2 separate regions of the Homo sapiens genome follow, and region 2 is linked to region 1. The links are chromatin contacts, found by Hi-C or POLR2A ChIA-PET in ENCODE. All regions are on one chromosome and are shown on one strand. Each heading gives the region's core, a stretch centred on a gene start or an enhancer-like site at or near the end of the contact. The rest is flanking DNA. Distances are from core to core; before and after follow the strand shown.

Evidence for each region. Hi-C counts contacts between places; a loop is a spot of excess contacts on that map. ChIA-PET counts read pairs that join two places held with the same protein, here RNA polymerase II (POLR2A). Pooled maps may share reads with other maps.
Region 2: a map of naive thymus-derived CD4-positive, alpha-beta T cell shows a loop between it and region 1 (1.9-fold over the local background). The contact joins two enhancer-like sites. A Hi-C loop is called at or near these places in 1 of 168 maps with a recorded cell type or tissue (naive thymus-derived CD4-positive, alpha-beta T cell) and 4 of 50 pooled maps. POLR2A ChIA-PET finds 5 or more read pairs at or near these places in 2 of 52 experiments (PC-3 and activated naive CD8-positive, alpha-beta T cell).

What each region holds. Positions count from the first base shown.
Region 1 is chr12:92,293,352-92,299,771 of GRCh38, reverse strand. All of the region lies in intron 2 of LINC02391 (long intergenic non-protein coding RNA 2391), which reads left to right. Among named protein-coding and RNA genes, the nearest start is that of LINC02391, 67 kb to the left of the region's middle. RefSeq lists enhancers at 1,621-1,670, 1,701-1,790. Within about 2 kb of position 1,696, at least 5 of the 41 ENCODE cell types and tissues checked have a DNase peak (open chromatin) inside an H3K27ac peak, as active enhancers do.
Region 2 is chr12:92,181,812-92,188,713 of GRCh38, reverse strand. BTG1-DT (BTG1 divergent transcript) reads right to left here. Exons shown (of 3, transcript NR_135036.1): 3 at 2,930-4,588. Among named protein-coding and RNA genes, the nearest start is that of BTG1-DT, 39 kb to the right of the region's middle. Within about 2 kb of position 3,438, at least 5 of the 41 ENCODE cell types and tissues checked have a DNase peak (open chromatin) inside an H3K27ac peak, as active enhancers do.

The DNA.
Region 1 (6,420 bases), core at 447-2,946:
AACTAGCTGGGACCACAGGCACACACCACCATGCCCAGCTAATTTTTCTATTAGGTTGGTGCAAAAGCAGTTGCGGTTTTTGCCACTACCTTTAATATTTTTAGTAGAGACAGAGTTTCTGCATGTTGCCCAGGTTAGTCACCAACTCCTGGGCTCAAGTGATCTACCCACTATGGCCTCCCAAAGTGCTAAGATTACAGGCATGAGCCACTATGCCCAGCCACTGTTTTTGTAAATAAAGTTTTATTGAAACATAGCCATGCTCATTTGTGCATATATTGTCTATGACTGCTTTTGTCTACAACAGCAGAGTTGAGTAGGTATGACAGAGACTACATGAGCTAGAGGCCCAAAATATTTACTATTTGGCTCTCTCTTTGCAGAAAAAAAATTGTCAGTCCTCGGGCCAGAGGGTAGAATGCATGGCAAGGATAGGGAGAAGATTAAAGGGGAGATGAGGGCAAGCTGGAAGGGATTTATGTGAGTTTAGATTTCATATGTAGGTCTAGAGAGAATGAGGCAATGGGTGCTTTTAGGCAAGGAAGTTCCTGAAAGGTACGATCTACGTCTAATATAATTTGTGCATAAAAACTGCTATGATATTTAAGCCAGTCCTTCTAGTGGCAGCTTTTGCAAGAATTCAAGCCTTAATGTCACTGCCATGTCTGGGATTAGCTCTTGAAATGGGAACCAAAAGATAGTGAAAATCCACTTACTTCCCGCCTCCCCCAAGCTAGACGTTGGTTTGGAAATGATCTATCTCCTGTGGTGAGTCTAGTGCAGATTGATCCAATAGTGTCCATTATAGCCTCTAAATATCTGGCCTGGGCTGACCTCAAGAATCCCAGAAACATGGATTGGTTCCAAGGTCACCCAGAAACTCGTTGGTCTTGCTTTAAGAAACTACAGAAATTTGAAAAAACTCTGGAATCATTTCTATATAGGATGACAAACAAAACTCAAGTGTTAGTGGTATGACATTATAGCCTCTAAATATCTGGCCCGGGCTGATCTCAAGAGTCCCAGAAACATAGATTGGTTCTAAGGTCACCCAGACACTTGTTGGTCTTGCTTTAAGAAGCTCCAGAAATTTGAAAAAACTCTGGAATCATTTCTATATAGGATGACAAACAAAACTCAAGTGTTAGCGGTGTGACAACTCATCAGATCTTTTCCGAGTTCTCTAAACCATGTGGATCAGTTTAGACTTTGCCACTGGGTGAGGTCAAAAGATTGCTGATCCATCTTGCTTTCACTGAGATTGGATTTCACAATAAAGCAGCCTTTCCCCTGGTGTCTTTGGCTCTCAGGATTTTGATTCCGTCCAGACCCTAAGTAAAGGGCAGGAGAAAATTTTGAAAGAAAAAGAAAGAGAGCGGGAACAAATGTGTTCTGAATTTCACATAACAAAGTGGAGCTCTGGGTTGTGGTTGAGCTTGGGAGCAGATGCCCTCATCCCTCTTCCCTCTGAGAATGCAGTGGGGAAATATCTGGGCTGCTCCAGTGAAGCTGTGGCATTTGGGTTTAATCTGATAGACCTGAATGTGCCTACTCTGAATCCAGACGAGGTTTTGGCCTGATGTTTTTGCCCAAACCTCAAGTGAGTATAAGCAAAGGAAGCCAAGTTCCCCACTTGTATCTACTGACTCATTCTACTAGAAGTCCGTTGCCCTTGTAACAGTTCGTGTTGTTTATTGGCTTCTGCCTTAAAAAATTTAAAATATAGTTGAACTGAAAGTTGATAGGTTATCATTTGAAGGAGGAAGTGGAAAGTTCCAAAACAGACAACAAAAGAAGCAAAACTTTGATTTTCACTGTGGCTGTTAGGACCCGCCCTTCCTCCTGAATTTTCAGCAGATGAGAGGGATTTTTTGTTTGTTTGTTCAATTTAATGCTTCAATTTTCAGGAAGGAGCCAGATGAAGCTTCTTAGGCATTATCTGCCTGGGACGTGATGAATTAATTGCAGGCCTCATTTTGTAGCAGTCGGTATCAATGGATGGGGTGCTAGTTCAGCCCTTTTGAAAGTATGTAGCAGACGGAGGTGGCTCCAATAATTACATTAAGACCGTGGATACACACTTGCCTTAGGGATTTGGAGTTGCGCTTAATCAAATCTGGATTTGACATTTCACAGCCCACATCAAGGATTTCTACAAAGGAACAGCAGAGCATTGCCAGCTCCTGCTCTTACTTAGCATCTCCTCCTGAGTAACTGAACAGTCCTTGTGCTAATCTTATTGATGCTTTGGCTGCATTTCTGCCCTGCTGCACAGCACTCAGCTTCTGTAGACCATCTTTTCTTTCATCTTTTTCTCAGTGAAAAAGTGTTTATTAAGTGTCCATCATGTGCCAGGGCCCTGGGTTAGGATCTGGGGTAGGGTAGATAGGGTGGTGAAAAAGGCTGGATTCTGAGCTCCTGCATTCGTAAAAGGTTACACCTAAGGCCAGAAGCAGTGGCTCATGCCTGTAATCCCAGCCCAGGCAGGTGGATCTCTTGAGCCAAGGAGTTCGAGACCAGCCTGGGCAACATGGCAAAACCCTATCTCTACAAAAAATACAAAAATTAGCTGGGCATGGTGATATGTACCTGTAGTCCCAGCTACTCGGGAGGCTGTGGGGAGATCACTTTAGCTGTGATTATGCCACTGCACTCCAGCCTGGGTAACAGAATGAGACCCTGTCTCAATTTTTTTGTTTGTTTGTTTGAAAAGGTTACACATAGCAGGAGTTACAGAAGGCTAACCCGTGGCTCAAAAGCAATGAACTGTTTTTCAGTTCATTACCTACCACGTGCCAGATAGAGGTAATACAAGGAAGAGTAATAGATGATGCCTGCCCTTGAGGAGTTTAAAGTTCAATGGGGTGGTTTCCAAACTTTAGTAACCCCAGAGGTCCCAGGGATGCCTATTTAAAATGAGGACAAGGAACACGGGAGGCGGAGGTTGCAGTGAGCCAAGATCGCACCATTGCACTCCAGCCTGGATGACAACAGCCAAACTCCGTCTCAAAAATAAATAAATAAATAAATAAATAAATAGTAAAAATAAAATGAGGATGAAGACTTTGCATTTTTATAGGCAGGTATTTCTGAAGTAATTGTTCTTTGGATCATATTTTGAGAAATACTGATAAAAGTATAAGTAATATAAACAAACAGTTGCTTAAATAGCCCCTGTCACAGTAAAGGCGCAAAGGTAGAAGAGCTCAGTTCTCCTTGGGAGGCCATAGAAGGCTTCCAAGATGAAGATCTAGATCAGATCTTGTAGAATGATATACAGTTTAATAGGTAGACAATACCACAGGTAAAGCAGTCAAGGGAGAGAAAGAATTCCAGGCAGAGAAGAGAGCAGGCACAAGACACCAAGGTGGAGAGAATGCACCTATTTAGGTGCCCTGTGAGTACAGAGCGGAGGTACAGGGGAGTTAGGTGATTAAATTTGCATTTTAGGTAGATCATTCAGATGGCAATGGGGTATTTGGTAGGAGACAAACAGGATAGGGGGCAGGGAAAATTTAGGAGTTTCTCGATTAGTGTTGTTAATTGTAAAAATAATAGGTTTGTTGTCAGGATAAATATGCAAAATATTCATTGGTTGTAGGGACATCTATGTATTGAGCTTCTACTGTGAGTTCAGTATTCAGCTGGGGAGAACCACATGTGAATAGATAATTAGAAAGTGATCATGACAATGATAGACATCCACACAGGGTATTTGTGTGGAAACCCAGCCCCAGGAAGAGCTGGAATCACAGAGGAGCCAGGTTGCCAGCACCTTCACTTGGGAGTTCCACCACTGGCATTTCATCGGCACTGTTTCTGCACCTGCTTCTCACCTTTCTCCTCATTCACTGGCTTCCTCTGTCTTCTGTATCTCCCTCATACTTTCTTCCAACTCAAAATTTTTACTCCCTTAGAACTTCACTTTCCCATCATTCCTCAGGGCCATGATTCTGTCTCACAGCATTCTTCTGCTTTAACTCCCACTCTATTGCCTCATCCTCTCAGTATTTACTGTTTGAAATTCCAAGAGAAAGAGTCCAATGGGCCCATCCCATCTCTTCATGCCATGCTTTCTAATAGGTCGCTGGCCAGTCTGTGGGTTGCTGTCCACGAGGAAGGTGACAATCCTCAGCATAATCATCTGTGGCTCAGTAGGACGGGTTTGTAGGGCACAGAACATGACTGCTGAGGGCTGCTCATGTTGCAAGGGACATAAAAATGTTATATCCCCTTAGGAGAATATGTACTTGTCATGCTTGGAAAAAGAGACCAGTGTGATCATCGAGGTGACACTGAGCTGTGTAGGGTTAATTTTTTTATAAGAAACATTTCAGTTTTGTGATGTGGCTGATAAGAAAGATAATGCAAATATTTCCAACTTGAATAACTAAGTGAATGAAGATGCCATTAATCAGGAAATGATACACAAGAAGAAAAGTTTGTTGTGATCGTGTGTTCAGTTGAGACGTAATGACTTTGAAGTGTCTAAAGGTTCTGCAGCTGGATGTAAAGACAACAGTGATTTTGCACAATTATCTGACCTCACATCTCTGCCCAGCTCCTCTATCACTAAAGTCTCCACAAAACCAGGTGAATTCCTTCCTGCATGCTCTGAAAAACCCTGTGTGGATATCTATCATTGTAATTATCACTTGGTAATTATTCATTCAGATGTACTTCTCCCCAACTAAATACTGAACTCACAGTAGAAGCTCAGTAAATGCTGGTCAGTTGTATCCTAGTTGTATACAGAAGCAGACCCAAAACAATGGCTCAAGTATAAGAAGTTTACTCTGGAGATAAAGATAACAGCACAGTAGGAAAGTGCGTTAGTGAGCACAGAAGGGAAGGCAGTCAGGAAAGAGTGGGCCGCTGGAGCTCATTCTTACTGGGGAACCAATATTAACACACACTCCAGAGTTATCCCATTCAGTGGATATTTACATACCAGTTCCATCACTCACTGATTGAGGGCTTCTGGGGTAGGGTGGGAGGATGCTAATTCTCAGTGCTTTCAGCCTGCTCCATGGAGCAGTCAAGCAACTTTTGGGCCAGAGAAAGGGCTCAGGCAAAGAAATGCAGGTTCTGAAAGTTAGAAGTCCCACAGGCATGCACTAAAGTGGCAACGACAAGGGGATATGGCCAGGCATCAACAGCATCTATATAAGTTGAATGAATGAATGAATGATTACCCAGCGTAGTGGAAAGCAATATACTTTGGACCTATTGTGAATCCATGAAATCCCTCTAAATTGTTCTGCCTTAGGTGCAGAGCCTGCAAGTTACTCACTCAAGTTACATGATCAGGAGAGGACAGAGGAGGACCCAATTCTCCATAAAATAGGTATTTGGATATTTATATGTATAAATTTTAAAATAGAGCTTACACTGAGATCCTGGCATCATTCTTTAAATTCATTGTCCATTTGACAGCTCTTTATTTCACCCGCAATCACTTTCTCTTTCCTGTTATAACCACCCATTTAAAAAATACATGAATGGATACATAAAGTATTGCTTTTTAAAGATCTTTCTTTGAGAATTATGGAGACCCCAAGAGATGCTATACCAAAGATCAACTTACTGCCAGTGATCAAATTTGCTCATTGATCTTTGAGGAAAACCAGCATTCTTTGTGGAAAGGAATTGGTAATCGTCTTGGAAACCTAGTCTCAGCTCTTAGAACTGAGAATTTTTTTTCCTAGTTTCTTTGTGGACTCAGTCCTTCAAGAAAGTTTGATAAACTCCCTATACTGACAAGTAGAGTCTAGGGTGGCATGAGTCTGAATCAAAAGTCAGCTTAGAATGCACATGAAGTGGGTAAAGGTCATTACTGGGGTTCAGGGTTACCAACTGAGGCTAAGCAAAGGAGAACATTCAGGTAAAAGCCAAAGAAAAGAAAAAGTTTATGGCAATTTTTCTTTTTTCTTCTTCGTCTTCTTCCTCTTCTTCTTTTTTTTTTTTTTTTTTTTTTTTTTTTGAGACGGGGTCTTGCTTTGTCACCCAGGCTGGAGTGCAGTGATGTGACAATAGCTCACTGCAGCCTCCAACTCCTGGACTCAAAAAATTCTTCTGCCTCAGCCCCGAGTAGCTGGGACTATAAGGAGCATGCCACTACACCTGGCTAATTTTATTTTTGTTTCTTTTTTAGAGAGATGGGGTCTCACTATGTTGCCCAGGCTTGTCTCAGATTCCTGGGCTTCAGCAATCCTCCAGCCTTGGCCTTCCAAAGTGGTGAGATTACAGATGTGAGCCACTGTGCCCAGCCAATGGCAATTTTTTTTTTTTTTTTGAGACGGAGTCTCGTTCTGTCGCCCAGGCGGGAGTGCTGTGGCGCGATCTCCGCTCACTGCAAGCTCCGCCTTCCGGGTTCACGCCATTCTCCTGCCTCAGCCTCCCGAGTAGCTGGGACTACAG
Region 2 (6,902 bases), core at 2,189-4,688, 110 kb after region 1:
TAGTCCAAAGAAGTAACCTAAGGACAGTCTCAAAGGTGGAAAACCTGTGATGAACTACTGGCCATGCCACTTATTAGTGGAGCCACTTTAGCCACGTCCCCTTTCATTCTCTGAGCTTATGTTTTTTTAATTTTAAAGAAGGAGGGATAATATCTCCGTTTTCTAATTGTATGTGAGAATTGAATTAAATAACCTGTGAAAGTACCTTTAACTCTTTAGATATAAACATATGTATAGTATTTGCATAAGGAAAATGATACTCTAGAATCTTCTAGACAAAATCAGATCAAATTACATATATTTTATAATTAATTACATAAAGTGTTCAACTGATGAGTCATTCAATAGTGAAAGACTATGCTAAATTTTCATTGCAGCTCTAAATGAAAGGCTTTTTATTTCCCCTGTTTATTATTTTGCTTTTTAAATTTCTTGTGTTTCAAATAAATAAGGTGTCATCAACAAAAGAAATAGGTTTTTGTTTGGTTGGTTGTTTTTAGAGATGGGGTCTTGCTATGTTGCCCAGGGTGGCCTTGAACTCCTGGCCTCAATCAATCCTCCCACCTCAGCCTCCTGAGTAGCAGGTATTACAGGCATGAGCCACTGTGCCCAGCAAGAAATAGTTTTTTATTTGCTAAGGATTTTAAGGCAGTGTTTATAACACTGGAAAACCCCGTAGACATTATTATTACCAATGTGATCATTAATACTATCATCATTACTTCTCCCAACAGCTACAATTTATTGAGCGTTTACTATTGGCCATACATGAAATTAAATGCTTCTGTGTACATTAAAAATGCAACCCCTGGACTAGGAATGAGGACAAGGGCAGTTTTTATAACACCCCTCATGAGCAGTAAATTATCAGACTAGCCACTTATCTCTGACCCTAAGTTCCTCAGGTGTAGAATAGTATTATTACACATCTTAAAGGATTCCTTCTAGACTTCAAGATTCTATTAACTGCTTTGTCAGAGTCCACTTAATGGTGAAAAGGTTGCTTCTCATGTTTGTGATATATTATAGGCACTTTCACCATAGTTAGGAATTGATGATTTTCTTATGTTGTTCTCTTTGGTGGCTTAGTAAAAGCAGCACCATATTTTTTCTCCTATGAACCTGGTGGCATATTCTTTCATAAGCGAGAACATGTCATCTACAACTTGTGGAATTCTGTGGAATGTATTTCTCTAAAGAGAATATTAAGGCCCCAATAATTTTGTGTTACTGCCTAAAATTAGTGGGTGTTCATTGTGTTTCTAAGGGATATTCCATTGCTTAGTCAAGTTCCCCAGCAGTTCAGCAACTTTCATTAGTTAAGATCATAGTTAATATACCAAAATAGAATCTAACAGGGGTTTTCAGCTTTGGCCACACATGGCAGTCATTGGGAAGCTTCAAAAAATATCAGTGCATGAATCCTACCATTAGAGATTCAGATTTGATTGGTCCAGGGAGAAGCCTGGACACTGGGATTTTGTTTTTCTAACACTTTCCCAGGTGATCCTAATGTGAGGTCAAGATTGAGATTTACTGGCCCATCTGCCATTGTCAGTGAGGCAGAACATCGCATATTTGAAGATGAAAAGTGCCAATCAGAACCAGTTGGTGGATACACTACTGAAAAAACCAGCGTTAGAGGCCAGTAGGGTCCCAACCAACACCTAAAAGGCTGGTGAAACTGGCAGTATAGAAAATTGTAAGAAGGTTGTAAGAAGGCTTTTTTCAGTGTCTCTGTGTTATTTTGGGGCTTATCAACTGAGAAAAAGTAGAAATGAAAGGTATATCATCTTAATGAAAAAAGCCATTTGTGAGTCTTCTTTCTTTATCTATTTGTTCTGCTTTATAACGGTCAAAATCCAGAAGAGGCGCCTGCGAAAAGTGATATATATTCACCATATTCTCCTGCCCCTCACCCTCCTTTTGGGAGGCACCAAACTTCCCTTTCCGATTCGGAGGTCTTTTGGACATAGTTTATACTGTCATTGTATCTTTCAGGCTCTATTTAAATTGATAGAACCAAGAGACACAAGAAATCTTTACCAAAATGAGAAACCAACTTGAGGTAATCTTTTGGGAATTTCTTTGCTTTCTTATATAGCATCCAACACATGGCTCTGTTCTGGTATGTTTAGGAAATCGTGCCCATCCTGTCTCTTTGTTTGCTTTTTAAACCCGCTTTTTTGATTTCTTGCAAATTTTTCTGTCCAAAGCTAAATTGATTCTGCACAGCAAAGATAAACTCCAATCCAGAAACTGAAGAGAAACTGTTTATGTGGTTGAGGTGCATATTTATAGGATTCCTGATTCAGTGGTGAGACCTGGAGGAGCTGCACCGCAGCTGCTGGTCTATACAATGGCCCTTTTTCAGTTCTATGAAATGAGAGGTTTTCATCTCCTCCAGGAAGATTTTCAGGTCTGGTCCACAGATGGCTGACATTTGGGCCTTTTCTTAGATCTTCTTGTGACTTCTTAAATAAAATTTTGAGGTTAAATGTATAAATAATATGGAAGGAACTAAACGCTTGAGGTTAATGTTTGCAGGAAAAACCAGGGAGGGGACTTTTGCTAAAGGTGTTTTTTGAAATGCTGCTCAACTTCCTACTTGACACAGTAACCCAAGATAAGGGGTTTTCACCATTTTTTTTTCAATTTTTATAATTACCACAAAAACGTACCTTGTAATCTGAAGCAGAGAAACATTCAAATTTATCATAGTGTTATCCTATTTTTTTTGCTTACTTTTTCCACTGTATAAGATGATGAGAGAAAACTAAGATGTTTAGAAAATGAAAAGCATGGAAAAATAAATGACCTCCATGAAAGTATTTAGGGTTTTAAAAGAAGAAGGAGGAGGAGGATGAGGAGGAGGAGGAGGAGGAAGAAGGGGAGGAGAGGAAGAAATGCCACAACCACCATGTATTTTCACTATCTACTTGAAAATTTCAGCAATTTTCATCTTCATAGGATTTATTTTCCTAGTAGTAAGAATTCCTAGTATTTTGTTTTCTCATATCTCAGCCTTTATCACTATTAAATACTCTGTTAGTTGTGTTTGTGTATGTGTGACAAAGGAACTTAGAAATGTAGTAATATATTTTCTCATAATACAATTGCCTCTTGATTCTAAATTTGGATTTAATTAAACTATTCGATATATGTAAGAAGTTTTGATTGTAAATAATAGAAAAGAATTTTGGAGAATTTAGGCAAGCATTCAGATGTACTGCAGGGATATTTGGGCTATTTTACAGTGCCTAAGGACTGAAATATGTCAGTGTGTTAGGTTGCTTTTAAAACAGCTCTCAAAGATTTCTGCCTCCTGATACCCACACCTTGTGTCATTTCCTTCCCATGAGTAGAGGCTGGATGTAGTGGCTTCTAACAAGAAGAGAGCAGCAAAAGTCATAAGATTCTCCTCCAAGATTAGACCATGACTTCCTTCTTGGTGGCTTTTTCTCTTTTCACTCTGACAAAGGCAGATGCCATGCTGTGAGCTGAGAAGCTTATGTGACAAGAAACTGAGTGCAGCCTCTGGCCAACAGGTGGTGAGAAACTGAGGCTATTAGTGTAACAGTCTGCAGGAAACTGAATCCTACTGCAGCCATATGAGTGAACTTGGGAAAGGATCCTTCCCCATTTGAAATTTCAGATGAAACCACAACCTCAGTCAGGACTTTGACTGCAAACTCGTGGAAGACTCTGACACAGGGGATCCAACTACTCCCTGTCTAGATTCTCAGCCCACAGAAATTGTGGGATAATACATGCTGTTGTGTTAAGCCACTTAGTTTTGAGGTAATTTGGTATACAACAGCACATAAGTGATATAGTTAGCAAAAGTGTATGAGCCCTGAGGGTTGGCAGAGTGGAGGGAGGGGTGTAAAATGCTTTTACTGCTCCTTAATTTCCTTTCTCTCTGGGTGTCTGTCTCATTCATCTCTCTCATTACCAAGCCACTCTGCCTGATCCTCAGCATCCAAGTACACCAATAGCTGCCGCATTCACCTGCCTTTAGTTTCTGTCATTTGGAGGAAAATTAATGTCTTTTTAGGCACCTTTCCAAAACTATAATGGCAGGCATTGGATTGACTGATCTTGTGTCAGAGGCTGACCTCTAAACGAATCTGTATCCAGGTGGGAAACATGCAAGGGAGAGATTGTGAATGACTCTTCTTGGATCAAGTGCACTAACAGCAATTTCTGTGGTGATTATGGAAACTAAAAAATGTAGTTAGATTTGCAATTCATTTCACTATTTTTCTTACTTTGGCTTATCATTTATATAGCATGAATTACTAACGTGGTGAAACTAATATATACCATCACTCTAAAAAGTAAATAAAGAAAAATTTAAGGTCTGTAAAAAAAAACTTTTCACCTAGAAAGTGCATCATATGGGACTTGAGATTGGTACAAAGTACAGTCCAAGATGTAGAAAGTAAAAGCTTGACATTCTTGATTATTCAGGAAGGATATTATTTGACATTTGAGGCCAACTGAAGCTTCTTATGTCCGTCATATCACAAGTTCTTTGGGTCTCCACTTTCTGCCTATTGTCCAGCATATGTGGAAATATACAATTCTGGAAAAGGGGGATAAAACAACAAAAACAGAATCAATTGTTGTACCAGGGTGCTGAACATTTATCAAACTACAACTGTATAATTGTGACAAATAAGAAGGTCCCTTCAGAACTGCCTAAACGCAGAATACTGACTGTGATCAAACAATGTAGAAAAAACAGAGTGGATTTGCTGCTGGAATCCCAAACAGAACACATCGTAGAAACCTATATAATATTTTGGCTGCTAGACTTGCTTCATATATCCAAAGCATTTTGTAAAGATTAACTCTGAAATCAGGAAAAATAAGCATACTTTATTGCTGTTTTGATGTGATAAGAGTACTGGTAAGAGAGTTAAAGAAAGCATTCTATTGGAAATGGCCGAGATAATAGAATCACAATTACAGGATGCTAAAGGGCAGTTAGTGGGTGTGTGGAGTGCCTGTGAAATCAGAGGCAGGGATGGAGGGGCTGGTGAAGACACAGTGTCCACATACAGCATAGGACCTGGGCTTTAGAATCATTCTCCTTGGGTTCAAATTCTTCCTCTGCCAAGTACCAGAGACTTTGGGCATATCATTTACACTCTGTGCCTCAGTTCTTTCATTTTTAAAATAGAGAAATATTGAAAAGTACCCAGCTGTATAGTTTTGCTGTCAGGATGAGCTAAGATAATTTATATAAACAGCCTGGCATGGTGCCTAACACATGGTAATCACTCAAATGTTAGTCTTATTGTTACACACTTTTTGACACCAGTTATTTAAACTCTTTCAACCCCTATGTGCTCATTTGTCAAATGGGGAAATAATTTTAGCAATTAAAATTGTGACATATGTAAAGTTATGACATATGTAAATTATGTAAATTACATATGTAAAATATGTAAATTACATAAGTAAATTATGACATATGTAAAGTTATGTGTATGTCCTCGGATATCACGTTATACACTTACTCAGTCTAAATACAGGCATACCTTGTTTTATGGTGCTTTGCTTTGTTGCACTTTGCAGTTGGTACATTTTTTACAAATTGAAGGTTTGTGGCAACCCTGTGTCTAGCAAGTCTACTGGTGTTATTGTTTTCAAAAGCACATGCTCACTTCGTGTCTCATGTTCAGTTTTGGTGATTCGCTCAATAATTCAAACTTGCAGATATTTCAAACAGGAAATACGTTTACAGCATTGTTTACTAAATATTTTAAGCCCACCATTGAGACCTACTGCTCAGGAAAAAAATAAATAAATAAAAGATTCCTTTCAAAATATTACTGCTCTTTGACAATGCACTTGGTCACCCAGGAGCTCTGAGGGAGTTGTACAAGGAGATTAATGTCTTCATGGCTGCTAATACAGCATTCATTCTGTAGCCCATGGATCAAAGAGTAACTTTGACTTTCAAATCTTCTTACTTAAGAAATATATTTCATGAAGCTACAGCTTCAATAGATAGTGATTCATCTGATGAATCTGGGCAAAGTTGAACACCTTCTGGAAAAGATTCACCATTCTAGATGCCATTAAAAACGCTTATGAGTCATTGGAGGAGGTCAAAATATCAACATTAGCAGGAGTTTGGAAGAAGCTGATTCTTCTTCCTTATAGATGACTTTGAGGGATTCAAGACTTTGGTGGAGGAAGGAACGGCAGATGTGATAGAAATAGCTCGACCTAGAATTAGAAATGGCATCTGACGATGTGACTGAATTACTACAATATTGGGACAAAACTTGAATAGATGGGGAGTTGCTTCCCATGGTTAAGCAAAGAAAGTGGTTTCATGAGATGGAATCTACTTCTGGGAAGATCGCTCTGAACGTTGTTAAAATAATAAAGGATTTAGAATATGACAAACTTAGTTGATAAAGCAGTGACGGAGTTTGAGAAGATCGACTCCAATTTTGAAAGAAGTTCTGTGGGTGAAATGTTATCAAACAGATCACATGCCACAGATAAATCTTTCATGCAAGGAAGAGTCCATTGACGTGGCAAACTTTATTATTGTTTCATCTTAAGGGATTGCTACAGTCACCTAGCCTTCAGCAACCACCACCCTGATCAGTCAGCAGCCAACAACATCAAGGCAAGGCCCTCTACCGGCAAACAGATTACAACTCACTGAAAGCTCAGATGATCATTAGCATTTTTTTTAGCAAGAAATATTTTTAGGTCGGGCGCAGTGGCTCATGCTTGTAATCCCAGCACTTTGGGAGGCTGAGGCGGGTGGATCACCTGAGGTCAGGAGTTCGAGACCAGCCTGGCCAACATAGTGAAACCTGTCTCTACTAAAAATACAAATATTAGCCGGTCATGGTGGCATGCACCTGTAA